Regions from separate parts of the Homo sapiens genome. Here region 2 is linked to region 1. Evidence: chromatin contacts called from ENCODE Hi-C or POLR2A ChIA-PET data. All regions are on one chromosome and are shown on one strand. The core of a region is the stretch at or near the end of the contact, and the rest is flanking DNA. Distances in the headings are between cores, read along the strand shown. Region 1 overlaps DSC3 (desmocollin 3). Region 2 overlaps LOC105372049 (a long non-coding RNA gene).

Region 1 (3,219 bases), core at 251-2,750:
CAGTCATTCTCCTCTTCCCCTCCCTGCATTATCCCCTGGCAACCACTGATATCTTTTCTGTCTCTATGGATTTGCCTACTCTGGACATTCATATAAATGAAATCGTACATATGTGGCCTTGTGTGTCTGGCTTCTTTCACTGAAATGAGGACTTTTCATGCATCCCTTTACTTGGGAATGAAATCCTAGAATATCTGAAAGGACTTGTTCAGGCTTTACTCAGAAACAAATATGATTATCAGTCTTCTATCAAATTCAAAATGAGTATTTTTAAAAGGAACATCAAATGAGATAAAGCAAAAATAGATCTGATAATAAGTATAACAGTATGTACAAATACTTGTTATCTGTGGAAGCATCATATCTTCTTGGCAAAAATTTACAGCTATAAAAATTGGCTAGCATAAATGGTCACAAAGAAAACTGACAATGCAAATACTATAAATGGTTTAATTTTATATAAGGGGCCAATTAATCAAATGATTCAATTTTTATTGTAAAATATAAGCAGAAAGTAATTCCTATTAAAATAATTTTAATGAAATAATTTTAAAAATTAGTTTAACTTTGCTTTGGAAAAATTAAAATTGTTTAATTTTATTTAAGCTGGAAAATACCTTCTGGATAAAAATTTATAAATCCAAGCATAATTCTACTATACTCAAAAGGGTAAAACCTTCTAAAAATTTGAAACGAGTTGAAAATCTGTTGTTGTTCAGATCTGAACTGTCTAAATGGATCCATGTTTCTGTCAAACTGCTCTATGCGTTAGTCAGCATGCTGTCTAAAATAGAATCCATTCTGGAGGGTAATGTCTGCTGAAAATAACATGCTACATTCCTGTGCCAGAACACGTTCTGCGTAACACCACTGAACATCTTTAGGGAGTCCTTGCCTAGACTTTTTATATTCATGATTGAGAGTGGCTTGCACTAAAATACTAGCCTCTGCTCTAAAATAAATTCACCAAAAAAGTAGCAGCATCAAATCTACTTAAAAATGATCACATTTGCCTCTATATAAGATGTTCTTTCTCCCAGACTGTGCTTTGTTGAGTTTCAAGAGACCCTCCCCAGGAGCTTCTGTCCCTGTCTGTTGGCTGCGCAACATTTTACCTTCCAGAGAACAGACAGACCACAGGATTTAGTATGGGCACCTGGGAAGATGGGGAAGAAATTAGTTTTTCTCCCCAAAAGCATGAGATTGTAATACACACAAACATTCTGTAACACTTTTTTTTCTTTTCTGGTGTTTGATTTGTTCTTATTGCCCAGCTCCCATCCCATTTAAGCAACTTTGCCTCTCAGTGCTTCTTAGCTACTATGTAAGTAAACCATAAAATTAACATGGAAACTCCTGGTCTGAAACTCCCAGGTGACCATGACTGGAGTAAGAGCTGCCTCAGTGACCACCTGTGCAAGTTTATGACCAAACACCAGATGGTCATACCCAGAACTCTTACTACCCCACAGGAGTAGGCAAAATTTACACTCAGCCTCAGAAACATTGGGGTGAAAAAATCCCAAAAGACTGAGATTTATCTCTACTACTTTGGTTCAGTTAGGACTCTAAATAGAAACTGACCAACAGAAAAATAAGAGAAGTTAATTTCTGGAACATAGGAGAAGTGAACTGAGATTCTTAGCCACTAGTCAAACAAAAAAAACAACTGGAAATTAATGAAAGAGAGGCAAGAAACATTTCCTTTTGAGATAAACTGGTTTGCACTTTTCGTTTTTTTTTTTTGGAGGGGGTGGGTTACGTAAGTTCCACGTGAGTCCTCCAGGTGTTCTGCCTTTGCCTCTGGGCACCAGTGTGCATGGCTCCTTTTCAAGTATCTACAAGAAAGTGGGGGACACACCCTTCAGTGACTCAGACCTCTCCCACGCCCATGAACAAACAGGAATAGACACTTGGGGCTGGACAGACTCATTGACAGTGCCAGGACTGTTACTAAAGACAACTTCAAAGAGAAAAGGATCTTCAGAAACCAATTTGAAGAAAGCTACAGCTGCTACTTAGCCGTTCAAGAATATTTCTCTGCCTCCCATGCACAATGCAACCATAGTGGGAGGAATATACGCACTATGAACACTATAAACCAGTGTTTTTTATTGGCTCAAACTAATAGATGCAATATGATTCCACAAGGGGTCTGAGTATTTTGCTACTGAATTCTCACATAATTTATATTGATTTTATTGTTTTATTTTCCGAATACCTTAAGGTAAATGTGCATTGTGCAATACAAATGTGTAATTTATTTTATTAAAAGATAGATTTTAGTTTTAACCTTAATAGATTAACTCCCTGTACATATGTAATCTGATTCTGCGTAAATTGCACTACCAGTTATAGAATTGTGCTGTGACATTAAAATTATGGCTCATAGACTTTTCAAGTTTCTATGACATAATGTGATGTGTCCAAGCTAAAGAAGAATTTCACAGAAATTTCTAATACATTGAGATCTCTGTTTTTTTCTTAATATGAATCATCCCAGACACGTTAAAGCAGATATATATTATTATATAAGTTTATTTGGGGAAATATAAAAAAAGGTCTTAAGCATATAAGGCATAGAAAGAGAAAACAAAAGTAGAGAAGAAAGAAGTGACATGAGTTTTCTCAGAATCATATTGGTTTAGTCACATTTTTTTCTGTTGTTCTACCTTAATGAAGTGGGATATCTGTGATCCACAAAGCGATGTCTCAGAGTAGTGTAACATGAATACCTTTCTCAGTCTAAACCTTGAAATGTACTCTTCAAAAGAAAGCCACTCACCTCAGCCTCTTGATCCAGAAAGATCATATATCATTTAGAAGGAATTCAATTTTATTTATGTATTAACTTAGACTACAAATCATATAATCAATCACAAATTCAGATGTAGAAAATATGCCTTTATTTTTTCATAACTTTTGTCTTTATCTTGACATCCTTCCCATTAAGGCAGGTGGCAAGAGTGAAACAAAAACACAATTTAATTAGGTTAAAATTAGGGTTCTCCTCATTCTTCTATCCATAGATTGTGTCTGAATTTCAAGGATTATATGCCCCTTCAATTAATTGGAAATCAAAGTGAAGGATTTCTGCTCTTACGATCTTCAGAAGAGGACTTCTCAAAAAATTTTTAAAAATACTATTTTATACTAGTACTTCAAAAAGTTGTAATTTTTGAATCTAACCAATCTTTCTCAACAGATTTTCTTGGTAAT
Region 2 (3,219 bases), core at 247-2,746, 250 kb before region 1:
TTCTCAAATGTATTCACTATCAATAACACATGATGCTGAAATTAATAAAGGACAGATAGAAGTGCCCAATGTAAATTCTAAGGTATGTTAATTAGTATAAGAAAATATTTTTAAAAAGGAACAGATACTTGTACTTTGTTCTGTCATGTAGATATTTTCATAGTTTGACCAATCTACTTAAATCATCTGGATTTACCTAATGAGTTTGCTCACACTTATGTTCCTAACAATGTAGGCTCCCTGAAGCAGGGATTAAAGTGTCTGGTACACATTTTAGGCCCTTAATAATGTTGAATGTGCTAGTAAATGGATGAGTTACCAATTGCACAAGTAAAAACAGTTATGCTTGTGGAAGCAATGAACAAATAAAGAGCAAACTAGAATTACGAATGCTGCATATTATATTTTCATTGTGTTATTGACCACAATTTAGTTCATCTAGAAACAATTTTAAAATCAAGCAGAGATTTTAGCTTTCATTCATATTCTTCTTGTATTGCTATTGAGAATATTTATTTTCTCCCTAATAATCATTCCTAATTTTTTTTAACAAATTACCTTCTTTAAAGTATATTGAGATAGAAGTGTTCATTCTGGATATTTTAAAACAAGAGGTGCTTAGTAAGGACCAAGAAAATGACAAAAATTCTTTTGCAAATATTTATGTGAACTAGAAGATACTCATACTTAGGGAATTTAATGCCTAAACTTTTGTCCAAAGCTTTCTTTTAAATTGTTTTAATGACTGTTGAATATTTGGTAATAAGATGAAAATACTGAAAACCAAAAAAGTGTTAGTTCTAACCCAATTTACCTTTCTATCTATAATAAGCCCATATTTACAAATTGTACTGTATGACTTTGGTCAAAAGCAACTCATCCTTCCTTTAAAAAATCCATATGGAACTGGAGAGCAATTTAAAACAAAGCCAAATGAGATTTGTCATGTTGATAGTCAGTCCCACTGGCTCAGTCCCTGCTCTCTTGTTCACCTTTTCCTTCACTTCTGGGACTGTCATTCAAGCTTGTGGTGTCAACTTTCACTTCTGTGCCAAAGATTCACAAAAACATTTTCTATCATGCCCTCTTATCTTGCTACTATTCTTGTGTTTGCACCTTTCTGTTGGTGGTGATATTGTCACCCCAGCACACTCTGTCCCAATACAAGGTCAACCACACTCAGAAGAGAAAACTGCACTCGCACCTCCTAACTCCTCTGGTCACAGACAGCACCTAGCACGTTCAGGTGGGCTGGCCGCAGACAGCCATCTCAGTGACTTCACAGCTCTTCCAGCTGTGCATGCATGAAACTTGAAATCATCTTGATCTCTTCTTTCTTCTCTGCTGTGTTTCCAAGCCTTGCCAAGTGCTCCCCTTATGTGAAGCTTTTCCTCTTTATTCCCATGCCAAATTCCAACCTCCAATCTCCATGACTTCCCTCTGTTATTTCACAGGTTACTTATTACCACAGTCCTTGTCCAATCTGGCCCATGCTGGAAAATGTTGTTGGACTTGCCCTGAAAAAAATCTGCTCATTATGTCATTTTTTTTGCCATATTCAGAATAAGCAGTAAGTATAACCTACATGGGGCACAAAGTAGCCCTGAAAAATATAGCAGTGTTTTCTGGTAATTGCAGTCTCAAGTTTATATTCTCTCTGAAAGTAGATAGAATATTATTAAGGGGAAGATTATTAAGGAGAAAAAAGATGTTCTCATAGCAATACATGAAGAATATGAATAAGTGCTGAAATCTCTGCTTGATTTTAAAATTGTTTCTAGATGAACTAAATCATGGCCAATAACAAAATGAAAATAAAACATGCAGCATTTGTAATTCTAGTTTGCTGTTTACTTGTTCGTTGCTTCCACAAATTAAACTGCTTTTATTGGTGTAATCCATAACTCATTCATTTACTTGGTGTGTGTGTGTGTGTGCGTGTGTGTGTGTGTGTGTGTGTGTGACAGAGTCTTACTATGTTACCCATGATGGAGTGCAGTGGCGTAATCACAGCTCACTGCAACCTTGAACTCTCAGGCTCAGATGATCTTCGCATTCAGCGGGGACTACAGGCATGCACCACCACACCTGGCTAATTTTTTTTTTTGGTACTTTTTGTAGACATGAGGTTTTGCCATGTTGCCCAGGCTGGTTTGGAACTCCTGGGCTCAAATGATCCACCTGTCTCAGCTTCCCAAAGTGCTGGGATTATAGGCGTGAGCCACTGGGTGCAGGGTCTGTACACACTGACTTCCATTAAGACAACTCTTCCTGTCAGAGACCCAGGCCTGACTGCTCTCTACAAGGACAGTGACAGAGCATCTACACAGGAAGGGCTAGAATAGCAATCTGATAGGGAAACAGACCTAGGGGATGTGGATTACAGCAAGGATATTACTTCCACTTAAAAGCATATATATTTTGAGGTGGCTTGAAACTACTTTACATGATAAGCAGATGTTTTATTCATGTTGAATTTTTATTAACCTATCTGCTATAAATTCTACCCCTCTCTATGAAAAAAAAAACCTATAAGGCTGCTATCCTCCATCTAGTAGCTAATTTTTATTTGTTTCCCTGGATGTTGCAAATTTTAAGAGTTTTCTTACTGAAGCATTCAGAGTAAGCACAGGGGTGATATAAAAAATATTTAGCAACCCATTTGACACAGGCACTGAGCAATAAGATGGCCATCAGCTGGAGAAGACTGGGTTGGCTGGCTCGTGCATCCTGGCTACACATCATCTGGGGCATATGTGATCCTCGTGCACTGTACACAGGCTCAGGAGACCTCTGCTACCCAACCATCCAGTGCCATGGTGTGTGGGGAGCATCTCTGCTTAGGATACAGATTTCTCAGGTCTGGGACCCAGAAACTCTCGAGTTGTGGCTCAGTGGTGTATTTTAATAAATTCTCCAGATGATTTTGATGCAAGCCAAAGACAGAGACCTAATCTATGTGGATTGTTCCCACTACCCGCTTCCTTGCCCTCATAACCTGGCATAAAAGATAGGGGCTAGAGAGCAGGCAGTTTGCAGACGACCTTTGTTCTCTCTTTTAATCTCCAATGTGTTTTCTTTTGTTCTAGTAGGAATAAAGATTAAATTGGCTAACAGAATATTGTGGAAATAACAGTGAAATAGAAAGACTATGATTGGTGCTAATAATACGGCCTTAACACCCATTGTTAAACACCCAATTATACGTTTTTATTCCAT

Evidence for each region. Hi-C counts contacts between places; a loop is a spot of excess contacts on that map. ChIA-PET counts read pairs that join two places held with the same protein, here RNA polymerase II (POLR2A). Pooled maps may share reads with other maps.
Region 2: a pooled map shows a loop between it and region 1 (2.2-fold over the local background). The contact joins two enhancer-like sites. A Hi-C loop is called at or near these places in 3 of 168 maps with a recorded cell type or tissue (HepG2, MCF 10A and mammary epithelial cell) and 5 of 50 pooled maps. POLR2A ChIA-PET finds 5 or more read pairs at or near these places in 1 of 52 experiments (IMR-90).

What each region holds. Positions count from the first base shown.
Region 1 is chr18:30,986,257-30,989,475 of GRCh38, reverse strand. DSC3 (desmocollin 3) reads left to right here. Exons shown (of 16, transcript NM_001941.5): 16 at 1-111. Among named protein-coding and RNA genes, the nearest start is that of DSC3, 55 kb to the left of the region's middle. Within about 2 kb of position 1,500, at least 2 of the 41 ENCODE cell types and tissues checked have a DNase peak (open chromatin) inside an H3K27ac peak, as active enhancers do.
Region 2 is chr18:31,232,013-31,235,231 of GRCh38, reverse strand. All of the region lies in intron 1 of LOC105372049 (a long non-coding RNA gene), which reads right to left. Among named protein-coding and RNA genes, the nearest start is that of DSC1, 71 kb to the right of the region's middle. Within about 2 kb of position 1,496, at least 2 of the 41 ENCODE cell types and tissues checked have a DNase peak (open chromatin) inside an H3K27ac peak, as active enhancers do.